Regions from separate parts of the Homo sapiens genome. Here all the other regions are linked to region 2. A link is a loop called in an ENCODE intact Hi-C map of the cell type or tissue named here. Cell type or tissue: PC-3. All regions are shown on one strand. Region 1 has its middle 190 kb from the start of CDH2. Region 2 overlaps LINC02879 (long intergenic non-protein coding RNA 2879). Region 3 has its middle 340 kb from the start of LINC02879.

Region 1 (4,000 bases), 800 kb before region 2:
TGATGCCATTTCAGGGAATAACTGAGGCTCACGTTCGATAAAAGAAGAAAATGTTGTTTATTTTACCACTCAAAATGGATTTTTCTGTATTCAGGTTTCATCTGCTTGGCTTTCAGAAATGAACTATATTATTCTTTATACAGGAAGGACCTATAAAAGGCAGGAGTCAGGTGGGATATTGCTATTTAAGACAAAGAAAGAAGACGTTTAAAACTGTTTTGTTAAGCCCAGACGCTTGACAGATTAAGAGGCTACAATCTCTTTCCACAATCAGTAGTGAGTTATCTTCTTTCTCTTCTCCTAGTTACTTCTTCTTCTTCTTCTTTTTTTTTTTTTTTTTTTTGACAGAGTTTTGTTCTATTTTCAGGCTGGAATGCAATGGCGCCATCTTGGCTCACCGCAACCTCCACCTTCTGTGTTCAAGCTATTCTCCTGCCTCAGCCTCCCCGAGTAGCTGGGATTACAGGCGCCTGCCACCACGCCCAGCTAACTTTTGTATTTTTAGTAGAGACAGGGTTTTACCATATTGGCCAGGCTGGTCTTGAACTCCTGACCTCAGATGATCCACAAGCCTCTGTCTCCCAAAGTGCTGGGATTACAGGCATGAGTGACCACCCCCGGCCCCTAGTTACTTCTTAACCTCCTTAATCAAATTGGAATTTATTGGTCATGTATTCTCTCTACTGGCCTAACTCAATAACATGTTTTTGTTAGTTGTTCCATGTTCTATCTAGTTTGCCGCTGCTTTTCTATATTTGTTGTCTTTACTACCCACTTCTGTTTGATTACTGCCATTTCTACTGTGATTGTAATTTTTCCACTGATGAAATTAACCTTTTCCTTCAAACAATTTGTGTCCCAGTGACAACTGATCGGTTTTTACTTAAAAAATTTTCACTGTTTTTTTTTTTTTATTTTTTTTCTCCTATCTTATGAAGCTGAAAATAGGAAATTCTGTTTATGAATGAAATTCTACTTAGGCACATGACTTACACTACTATAAAACTGTGTCTTTAATTTGGACATCATGCATGGGGGTAATACGTGTATGTTACATTTTGCACAAAGTCTAGCTTATACTGTGGTGTAATGGTAGGGACTGAGGGCTAATTTAGAAGTTAGAATAGTGAAGCAAAGCTGTGAAATTCTAGTGTTGCTGATGGAAAGAGGTATTTCCTTCCCTTACTGGAATGATGCTCTTTTTTCTTTTAATATAGATAATAGAAATGGAATTGCCTATAGCAACCTACTTTCCTATCACATCTTCAACATTTAAACATCCTTTGCTACTGTTTTGGGATAAAAAATCCCATCACTCAGCAGAGACAGAGCAAAGACAGAATTCGCAATATGAATAGGTTTGCTTTCTTCTAAATATTTGCCTCTCCAACATTTTAAAGATATGCCTACTCATTCTTTAAAGTGCTCATATCTGGTATTCATCTTCAAAACATAAATCCTCTTGCTATAGTTTTCTTAAAGAAAAGTAGAAAGAATGGCACAGGAGATAATGGCTTAGATTGCTTTCCTAGGTAGCAGGAGCCAGCATGCTGTTTGAATTTTGGCTGCAATATGGTAAACTCTGCTTGCTTTCAATTATTCAAACCCATTTACATTTTCACGCCAAGTTGGATAAGTTTATATTTCTATTTTTCCAATTTTGAAATGAGGCTTTCTGGATGAATTATAACATCACTAGGCCCCTGCATGGAGAAGTAGCACCCAAAGCCTTTTAGGAGTTCATATACTTCAAAGCAAAAGATTGCTTCTAGTGACTTGTTAGGTAACCTTTCCCTTTTGTCTCTTGACTTTCAGTAGCCTATGCTAGGTGCTCTTACTCAATGATGCAATAGTCAGTAGATTTTCTTTTAGAAAGAGCAGTATTACCTAAAGCAAGCTCCTTTTCAAAGAAGTAATTTCATGGTCACAATCTGTTAACTGACAAAACATTAAAAAAAAATTTGAGAATTGATTAGCCAATTTAGACCCTGGCAGCCTAAATCTCCCAGTCCTGCTGTTCTGTGTGTATTCACAGCACCATCCGGTATGTGTGCTAGGTTATGACTGTTATTTATTTATTTTTACCCTGAAGCACTAGCACTGATTGCAAGAATTGAGTGACTTGGTTGGCAGGGGAAACTGCAATAACAAAGTCTATGTCTGGCTGGTCATATGAATAATACCAAATAGCACCAGCCAGCTCCTGCCTGTGGCTATGTCAGCTGAGCTAGCCAGAGACATTTTTTTCTCTCATTGATTTTATTTTTTAAAATTTCTATGAAGCCAAGATTGGGACTCAGCAGGTTTGGAATGATGCCAGCATCCTGCTGAGTCAGAAGAAAAGTATATTGACCTGATGTATTGGACAAAGTGCAATGGAAGTGACAGAACAAGTTGTCAAGGTGTTGCTCTACAAAAGCTTTTTAGAACAAGAGATTTGGGACAATGAACTACAAATGGAGCTGGTGGTCAGGGTCTAAGGAAGCCCCTTTCAACTCCTTTTGATAGAACACATTCTACAGTAGGAGGCTTTTCTCTGATTGCTGGGCAGAATAAAACTGTAGCATTCTCTGTTAATTTTTTTGTACCGTTAACTGCTAATGCCTATTTGAAGCAGTGGAATATCCTGCTGTTGTCTTTGAATGAAATGACTTCAGGAAACAAAATTAATTGGTGTATTCTTTGTTTGCATAATAATGATTCCACATAAAAATTAAATGACAAACCTTGGAATACGTTCTTTTTATTGCAAAATATACCAAAATTACCCTTAAAATAGTATAACATATAAGAATTAAGAACTTACTTGATTTGCCTTTAGACATAAAGGACTCTGTAATAAACATATTTCATAATATTTTAAATAGGTGTAGGTATTAAATAAAGATTCTGTGTGGATAGGTCATTTAAAGATGGGTCAGGAGACAGGAGACAGAGCAAAGTAGCTGATTCTTTTTTGTTGTTGTTGAGACAGAGTCTCACTCTGTTACATTCTTTTTTGTTGTTGTTGAGACAGAGTCTCATTCTGTTACCTAGGCTGGAGTGGAGTGGCACGATCTCTGCTCACTGCAACCTCCGCCTCCCGGGTTTAAGCAATTTCTCTGCCTCAGCCTCCCAAGTAGCTGAAATTACAGGCACATGCCACCATGCCTCGCTAATTTTTGTATTTTTAGTAGAGATGAGGTTTCACCATCTTGGCCAGGCTGGTCTTGAACTCCTGACCTCGTGATCCACCCACCTCGGCCTCCCAAAGTGCTGGGATTACAGGCGTGAGCCACCGGTCCGGCTGCTGATCCATCTTTATGCTACCTATCCACACAGAATCCATATCAACATTCCTGGAAAAGCTCCTGTAAAGGAAATTTGGCTAGACCTTTACCTATGAGCAAACTTTCCCCGAATGCACATTGGGAACTTTCAGAAAGGCATTGATATTAAACAAATATTTTGGGAGTGCTCAGCAGAGAGAACAGTGATCACTAAGAACCATGTGTTTACGAAGAATGAGTCATGAAAATAACAGCTTGTTTACCTTTTGATTATGGGCAGTGAGAGAGATAAATTATAACCCAATTGGGCAGAGTATTTGATTCAATACTTCAAGATGACCTTTTGAGCAAGAAGTACATATTAAGAAAAATACAGTCAGTTAAATTACCTAATTAAACCTAATAATGTTGATTAGTGGATTAGAAGGGACACAGAAGGGTATATTATTCAGGACTCTTTCCTTCTTCCTACCCAGTTAGATATTTTAAGTGATAATTTCAATGCTTATCAAATGTTCTGGTGATTGAAAACTAATATGTTACATAAGGTTAGTAATTTTAGAAAGATCGCCACAAGGAAGAACATGTTTGAAATTAATAAGATAAAATTAACAGAGATGGTGTAAAATTTTATGTATGGAAAAAAAATAATGGCATAAGGACAGGATTCAGGAGGCCTGACATGACGGTCACAGCTCATCTGAAACAGACCCACAGGTTTTATACGAATC
Region 2 (4,000 bases):
CTTCAGGGAATATTAAAATCATAATAATAAACGCTAACATCCTGTAATATTCCAAAATATACTTTTCTCTCTCTCCAAGTACACCTATGTACTGCTGTTAAGCCCAGCACGTGTAGCTGTCAGGCAGGAGAAACCCTATTCATTGTGAATCAAATAAAATGCTGTCTGCTACAAAAAGAAAAGTGTTTTCCCTACTCTTGAGACTGCTTTCCAATTTTAAGAATGTATGAGACTTCTGTTTTAAAAATAGAATTTGACTCTTCATTTCAATTAATAACTGTATAATTATTTTCAGAGACTTGATCTTTATGAGGAAGCAGACATATTTGCAAAAAAAAAAAGTAAATAAAAATTAGCAGTGTAAAAGGATAAAGGCAAGAAACCTCAATGCTAAATATTCAACTCCCACATTGGCACCTTTACCTCAGCCTTCTGTCAGAAACAGTGTAAGTGATGGAAAAATGAAAAAGTAACATGTAGCGGCCTTGTTTTCAAAGTTGGAATTACTGGTGACTGACAAAGGAATCTACCATCTATGTCTGCTTGTCACTCTGGGAGTCAGCTGTTACTGGAAGAATAATGGATGTCCAACTTCTGATATGCCTTTCTTACCAAAGATGTGGATAACTATATTTCTGAATAATCATCAGCTCTTCTGTCATAAGTGATCATATTTCCACATTCAAGTTTGTTTTGTTTTTTCTTTCCCAAATTATCATGTGCCTGGAGAGTCATAGAATGGTCTCTCATGAATTCAAAGACACAGATTGTTTACTGTGAGGTTTAAGAAATTTACATGAATAATTTAGGTAATCATCTTACCCTTTTCCTCTGAAGCAATTGAGAAACAAGCACAGGAGTCAAATGAATATTCAAAAATTAAGTTTTAAAAACCAATAAAACCTGGATTGGAAGATGAAACTCAGCCCCAGACTGGAACCATATTTCTACTTCCTCCCCATCCCTTGTCCACAATGTTCCTTCTGCATCCAGAATCCAGGGGTGATGGCTGCAGTGCAAAACATACACTAGAAGATGACTTCATAATAGAGTGGTAAATATATAGTTAAGGATCCCAGAAAAAAAAGAAACTAGGGAACACAGTTTTTTACTCACTGGATAAATGAGTCTTCCTTTGGAAAAAATGAGTCAGAGAAGCCAGAGTGGGAGTATGAGATCCTGAATCCTGAGTCACTCTTGAGTGACTCAAGCCAACAGCAGAACACTATTAAAGTGCAAATATACGCTCTCAATTAAAAGCAACCACTTTTAATTCATCAGCATCTTCTCAAAGATAACAGCAGATGATCCAGCTGATACAAAGAACTACTGTCAAAACTATAATACTCAGAATTGAAAATTTCAGATGAAAAAATTGGAATATAGAAGGTATGGTGAGGTATAGGAGAAGCAGGTCCATGTGAGGGTCATAGTTCAGGGTTTCTGGTGTCTGTGCTGCTGCATTATAATTCTGGATTTGAACACAAACTTCAGCTACCATTTTGCTTTTTGCTAATCAACTTTCTAAGATAAAGACAGCAACATCTAACATCTGTATTATACTATCATCTAGAATTAGCAAGGTATACTATTTCTCTTCTACTTTTCTTTTGAGGCCACTTTATTGAGTTGCTAGTGCAAACTGTACAGGATATATTAATTTTTACCTTTAGTGGCATTATAAACAACCTCACCTACACTCAATATTAACACTGAACATAAACATTTGCTGACCACATCTAATTGTACTAAGCATCATACCTTAGCCACTTGGCAGATATTACTGCATTTACTATTCATAACTTTATGAGGTATCATTAAACCATTTTACATAAGACTCTGTTTCTATCTGAGAGTAAAACTTTTTCTATTGGGTGCAATCCCTTAAACAACTAAATAATCACCCAGGCAATAAGATAAGTGAACTTATTCAACATTTGATACTACTGAACACTGTATTTATCAAATCACTTTCTTTTCCTATCAAGAGAGAACTTTGTATTAATTCAGCTAGCACCCATGGACCCAGCAGTGGGCACCTACCTAAGGAAAACAGCAGTGAACAAGGCTCATGCTAGACTTCCTGTCAAGCCACCATCTAGGTGGCAATTGGTTGACTTGACACAGCTGAATTTTCTATTTTTTCTCAGAAGGCTAATAGACCTAGTAAGAAATGATGGAGTGTTAAGAATGTAAGAACCCGAAATCTAATAGAGCAAATGGTCTCCTCCAGGAAAGTATTATTTACTCATATCCGTATTACCTAGAAGTGGCAGAAAAGAACTGGAAGGGAAGATTGCTATGGATTACTGTATACTCCGCTAAGCATTCTCTGTGAATGAACTGCATTCTTGAGTGAATCACCACTGGCATTATTGAATAGTTTGAATTCCAGGGCTCTGAGCTACAATTTGGATGTTCCACAAACAGTGAGATACTGGAAAACTAATATGAACTCATTAGATTATGAGAAACTGAAATGAACAAAAGGAAAAATTTTTATTAACAGTCCAACATTAGTGAATTGGTCTTTATTTGCATTTTGTTGTTGCACCAATAGGGGATTTTTGACAGTTGTACTTTCATCAATTGGCTGAGAAAAATAATTTTTAAAAGATATTTAAAATGTATAAAATTTGCGTGAGTACATAGTAGGTATATATATTTATGGAGTACACAAGATGTTTTGATTCAGGCATGTATTTGAAATAAGCACATGATAAGGAATGGGGTCTCTTTCTCATCAAGCATTTATCCTTTGAGTTACAAACAATCCAATTAAACTCTTTTTATTATTTTAAAATATACAATTAAGTTATTATTGATTATGGTCACTCTATTGTGCTATCAAATAATGGGTGTTATTTATTCTTTCTATTTTTTTTGTACTCATTAACCATCCACACCTCCCCTCTATACCCCCATAACCCTTCCCAGCCTCTGGTAACCATCCCTCTACTCTCTGTGTTCACAGGTTCAGTGGTTTTTATTTTTAGATCACACAAATAAGTGAGAACATGTGATGTTTGTCTTTCTGTGCCTGGTTTTTTTCACTTAATGTAATGATATCTCAGTTCCATCCATGGTGTTGCAAACGACTGGGACTCACTCTTTTTTTATGGCTGAACAGTACTACTCTATTGTATATATGTACCACATTTTCTTTATCCATTCATCTGTTGATGGAGACTTAGGTTGCTTCCAAATCGTAGCTATTGTAAACAGTGCTGCAACAAACATAGGAGTGTAGATATATCTTTAATATATTGACTTCCTGTCTTTTGGGTATAGACCCAGCTATTGGATTGCTGGATCATATGGTAGGTCCAATTGTCGTTTTTTGAGGAACCTCCAAACTGTTCTCCATAGTGGTGGTACTAATTTACATTCCTGCCAACAGTGTACTAGTGTTCCCGTTTCTTCACATCCTTGCCAGCATTTGTTATTGCCTGACTTTTGAATATAAGCCATTTTAACTGGGATGAGGTGATATCTCATTATAGCTCTGGTTTGCATTTCTCTGAAGATCAATGATGTTGAGAACCTTTTCATGTACTTGTTTTTCATTTGTATGTCTTCTTTTGAGAAATGTCTATTCAAATATTTTGCCCATATTTTGACCAATCTGGTCAAAATTAGACTATTTAGAATAGAGTTGTTTGAGCTCCTTATATATTCTGGTTATTGATTCCTATAAGGTGGGTAGTTTGCCAATATTTCTCCCATTATGTGGGCTGTTTCTTCACTTTGTTGATTGTATCCTTTGTTGTGCGGAAGCTTTTTAACCTGATGTGATCCCATTTGTCCGTTTTTGCTTTAGTTGCCTGTACTTGCAGGGTATGGCTCAAGAAGTCTTTGTACAGACCAATGTCCTGGAAATTTTCCCCAGTGTTTCCTTATAGTAGTTTTATAGTTTGAGGTCTTAGATTTAAATCTTTAATTCATTTTGATTTTATTTTTATATATGGTGTTGGATAAGGGTCTAGATTCATTCTTATGC
Region 3 (4,000 bases), 350 kb before region 2:
ATCTTGTTCTACAATTCCTTAACATTCTTATCTAAAATGATTAATTTTTCCATTCCAATGCAGCCATTTACTCCCATGGCCTCATCCTGAACCTTGTTCCTTGGAACTATTCTGCTTCTGATATTATAGAGACAGAATCACAGAGAGGATAACAACCTCCTAGCTTTCTATCCTTCAAATATTAATCAAGCCTATTTTTCTTCATGCTTACCATCACCTACCTGTTACTCATTCATCCCATTATTATTTCTTTTCTAGATTATTACTTCTACCTCTTAACTGATCTCACTGACTCTAATGTGTAACTCATTTCTGTTTACACATCTTCAGTGTTCTTTCTATATAAAATGCAAATTAGATTATTGTCCTTAGGACAGTTTCTAGACTCTTGAACATATGTACTTTGAGCCCATTTCTTTATTTTTTTCATTTTAACTCTCATATTGCCCCACTTTCATCTTTTCACTTCTGCAAGATTGAAACTCACTGAGTTCTGCAGGGATTCCATATGCTCTTACCTATAAGCCTTTATATACACTTCATTCAGTCTGAGATATCAAACTGTTCCTACCTGCCAGTTCTATCTCCACCTTACCCTTCCCTTTTAGCTCTTTTCTACATATTTAGTAGGTTCTAACTTAAATTTTACTTTTTAAAATAAAGCTTTCCTAAAACGCCACTAGCCCAGGCACCCCACACTGAATGTAGTACTCTTATATTTATGCTCCTACAGCATCCTCTACTTCACAGTCAGATAATGGATTATACTTTATTGTAATTGTATTTTTCTCTGTAGGTTCTTTAATCAACTTACATTTGGACTACTTATGAAGAGTTAGAAATGCCTAAACATCTCTACTCTTAACTGTCTATATGTTATGGTTTGAGGAAGGAATGCAGTGCTATATTTTCAAAAAATTTCTCAGCTCAGGCTTGTATTGTATGTTTACTTGATGAAAAATATTTATACTGTAAGGGGGACAGTTTGAGAGAAATGAAAAACCAAGATTCACTGATAATTATGTAATTTTAATATTTATTGTTTCATGAGCACCTATTTTAGTGCATATGTTAATGCATTAGTATTAACAGGGCCTAGATGAATATCAATAAAAGCTAACATTTGTTAATTAACATATACTAGTTATCATGGCATTTTGCATGCATTTGCTCATTTGTCCCTTCACACCTTATTCAAAAGTAGGCATTACTCTTTGTCCTAATCCATTTTCTGTTGCAATAACGGAATACTTGACACTAGCAAATGTATAAAGAAAAGAAATTTATTTTTCACTGTTCTGAAAACTGGAGTCCAAGAGCATGGCGGCAGCATTTGGTGAGGGTGATCCAATGGCAGAAGGCAAAAGTGAGCTGATGACACAGAGAGCACAAGAGTGAGCTGAGTTCACTTTTATAACAACCAACTCTCATAAAAACTAACTTGCTCTCATGAAACAGCATTAATGCACTCATGATCCAATCACCTCTTAAAGGTTCCACCTTTTAATGTAGTTACATTAGCAATTAAGTTTCCAACATATAAAATTGGGGGGACACATTCAAATCATAGCACTCTTATAACCACAATTTACAAAATAAGAAAACTGAAGCTAATAAAGTTTAAGTAACGTGTCAAAGGTTTATGATTTCTCCAAGTGATGAAGCCAAGAGTTACACTCAGATGCTTAGGTTCCAGGGCTTGCCCACTGAACCACTCACATGTTTTAGCAAAAGAGTAACTTGTATATGACGGGAAAAGGGTGGTGGTTTATGTGTGAAATAATGTGATTTCAAGAAATCGGCATTTGAAGTAGAAACAAGATCCTATATACCATTTTTCAAGCTGGTTCTATTTATTTATTATCACCTGAATAGCTCGTACTACCTGTAATATTGAACAACATTAAATATTTTTATTTTATATTGATATTCATGATAAAGAAACTTACATTATTGATCTAGGAGATGAAAATGGAAAGCACTGCTTGCCATTCTTTTTATCTAATAAAAAGTAACCAAGAATCTTGTGAAAAATACATTTACTTAATGAGGAAATATCATACAGCCTCCCAGGGCAACACAATCAAGCACCTTGCCAAGAGCTTATTCAAGAACTATGGATTGGATAGTCCCAAATTCTTAATTAAGTGCCCTTTCCTCTAAATTCCCTGAAGTACGGTCCAGTTTACTAATAGCTACAAATATAATTGGCACAGAAATGACTTCTTTTGCACTAAAATATCACATATGCCAAGGGAATGAGTACAACAACAGACTAGTGATACTGATTCTCTAAAGTCTGGGTTATTAAACTAAGCTCACAAAGTCAAGAACAAAACTCTTGTGAGGAAGGTCTATACACTATGTGGTTGGGATTTGTGGAATGGGTGGCAGGCTGAGAGGAAGAGATGACAAATGGGGATGGCTAATACATTTTCCATTTTAGGAGCAGAATAGGCTTCTGCATTTCTGGACTTTTGTTTATTCATTTACTCATACATTTGTTTGTTCACTCATTCATGCATGGATGGGTGCATTTTTATGCTTTGTATGATGAATTCAAATACATAAGTCCAGGGGAGAGTCAGGTATTTTTACTCAAAGAAAAGTACAACTCCTGTCTAGAAATGCTGGACCCACTGCCCAACTTAGATAGCAAATTCAAAGTGTCCACTCATCCTAATCTGTTTATTTAAAAACAAAAAGACAAATAAATAAATTGTGTAAGAGTCTTCTTCACTGTTATATTAATTCTTTTTGTATTATTTATGTATTTGCAAATAACCCTGACTTAAAATGAGTATGACATTATTGCAAAATAAAACTTAATTTAAAAATCATAAAATGGCATTAAGTTTAGGAAATTTAGAAAAATGCACAAATCCTCTTTTTACCACCTTCTATTTGTATACATTTCTGTAATTCTCTTATTTTCTCAAGCTTACATTTTTCATCTACAAAATGAGGATATTGATACCTCTTCTATTTCAGGAAGATTAAAGATTGAATTTGAAAAAATTTTGTAAACTCTAAAGGATTATGAACATGTTTATAATTAAAATAGTATGTTTTCTATTTTTTCCCAGTTAAGTCTTAGTAGCACTCGCAATTACTAAATCAGTATTCATGTAGATTATATCAGTCAGAAGGCTCCAGAGATCTCTTAATGAGATTATACAAAAGCAAATATTTTATCCAGTATTGAAATGCATCACCTTTGAAAGTTAATGGATCAATTGCCTAATAGGAACAATAACTGTAATGTTTTACAACAGAAATATCTCTTTCAACTGACATTCTAAAGGGAGTTCAGTGGGAGGGAAACAATTATTCAGAGTGTTTGACTGTGCTCAGAATTATAAAAAGTGCCCTGGAATCTTAAATAAGTTTGAGTAGACAGATGTTTAAAGTTGCATACATCAAAGCTAAAATTTTTTTTTTCTACTTTTGTTTTAAACTTAAAAAAATCTAAACTTTAAAAAAATTATATTAGGAATTAAATGCTGGGGGAAAATCTCATATTCGTAGCTCCCAAGCCCTAGGCTTTTGGAGGCTCAGGGAAGTTAAATACTTTGTCCAAGTTATAATGGTTGAGATATAAGCCTAGACAGCTTTTGGTGATGGTCCTTATATTTTAACCATTACACAAAATTTATCTCAGAGGGACAAACAGCAGATCATAGTTTTATGTAACTTTTCTCAAAGAAATAATTATTCTGAGTAAAATTTTATTTTCTAAAGCTCATAAAAGATTATTGTGATTCTAGATTCTAGATTCTAAGCAGCTAGGACCTGAAGAATTTTGCCGTCCTTTCAAAACTGGTCCAACTACACAACAGTCTTGGCTGAATTTGTCACTTAAATAAAAGGTCAGAATCAAAATACAAAGACAAGATTGAATATGAGATTTTCAACTAAAATCTATCCAAATTCTAACCAAAATAAAAATAACTAGTAAGGAATATAATATGTTGGTGTTGGACTAGGTGGAGGCAGAGAA

What was found. A loop is a pair of places that touch in the nucleus more often than their neighbours do. Peaks named below come from ENCODE experiments on the same cell type or tissue, not always from the same donor. Only the 100,000 strongest peaks of a DNase experiment are listed, where the experiment ranks them.
Region 1: a loop joins it to region 2, with 4 times the contacts of the local background. A loop is called at or near these places in 2 of 110 quality-filtered maps.
Region 3: a loop joins it to region 2, with 2.8 times the contacts of the local background. A loop is called at or near these places in 2 of 110 quality-filtered maps.

The regions. Positions count from the first base shown.
Region 1 is chr18:28,363,403-28,367,402 of GRCh38, forward strand. No RefSeq gene overlaps it. Among named protein-coding and RNA genes, the nearest start is that of CDH2, 190 kb to the left of the region's middle. In PC-3, no CTCF peak of the experiment used is centred here; a DNase peak (open chromatin) is centred at 2,249; H3K27ac peaks cover 1,733 bases.
Region 2 is chr18:29,163,113-29,167,112 of GRCh38, forward strand. The region is part of intron 1 of LINC02879 (long intergenic non-protein coding RNA 2879); the gene reads left to right. Among named protein-coding and RNA genes, the nearest start is that of LINC02879, 8.3 kb to the left of the region's middle. RefSeq lists an enhancer at 703-1,902. In PC-3, no CTCF peak of the experiment used is centred here; DNase peaks (open chromatin) are centred at 1,149 and 2,339; H3K4me3 peaks cover 360 bases; H3K27ac peaks cover 3,155 bases.
Region 3 is chr18:28,812,102-28,816,101 of GRCh38, forward strand. No RefSeq gene overlaps it. Among named protein-coding and RNA genes, the nearest start is that of LINC02879, 340 kb to the right of the region's middle. In PC-3, no CTCF peak of the experiment used is centred here; a DNase peak (open chromatin) is centred at 2,470; H3K27ac peaks cover 814 bases.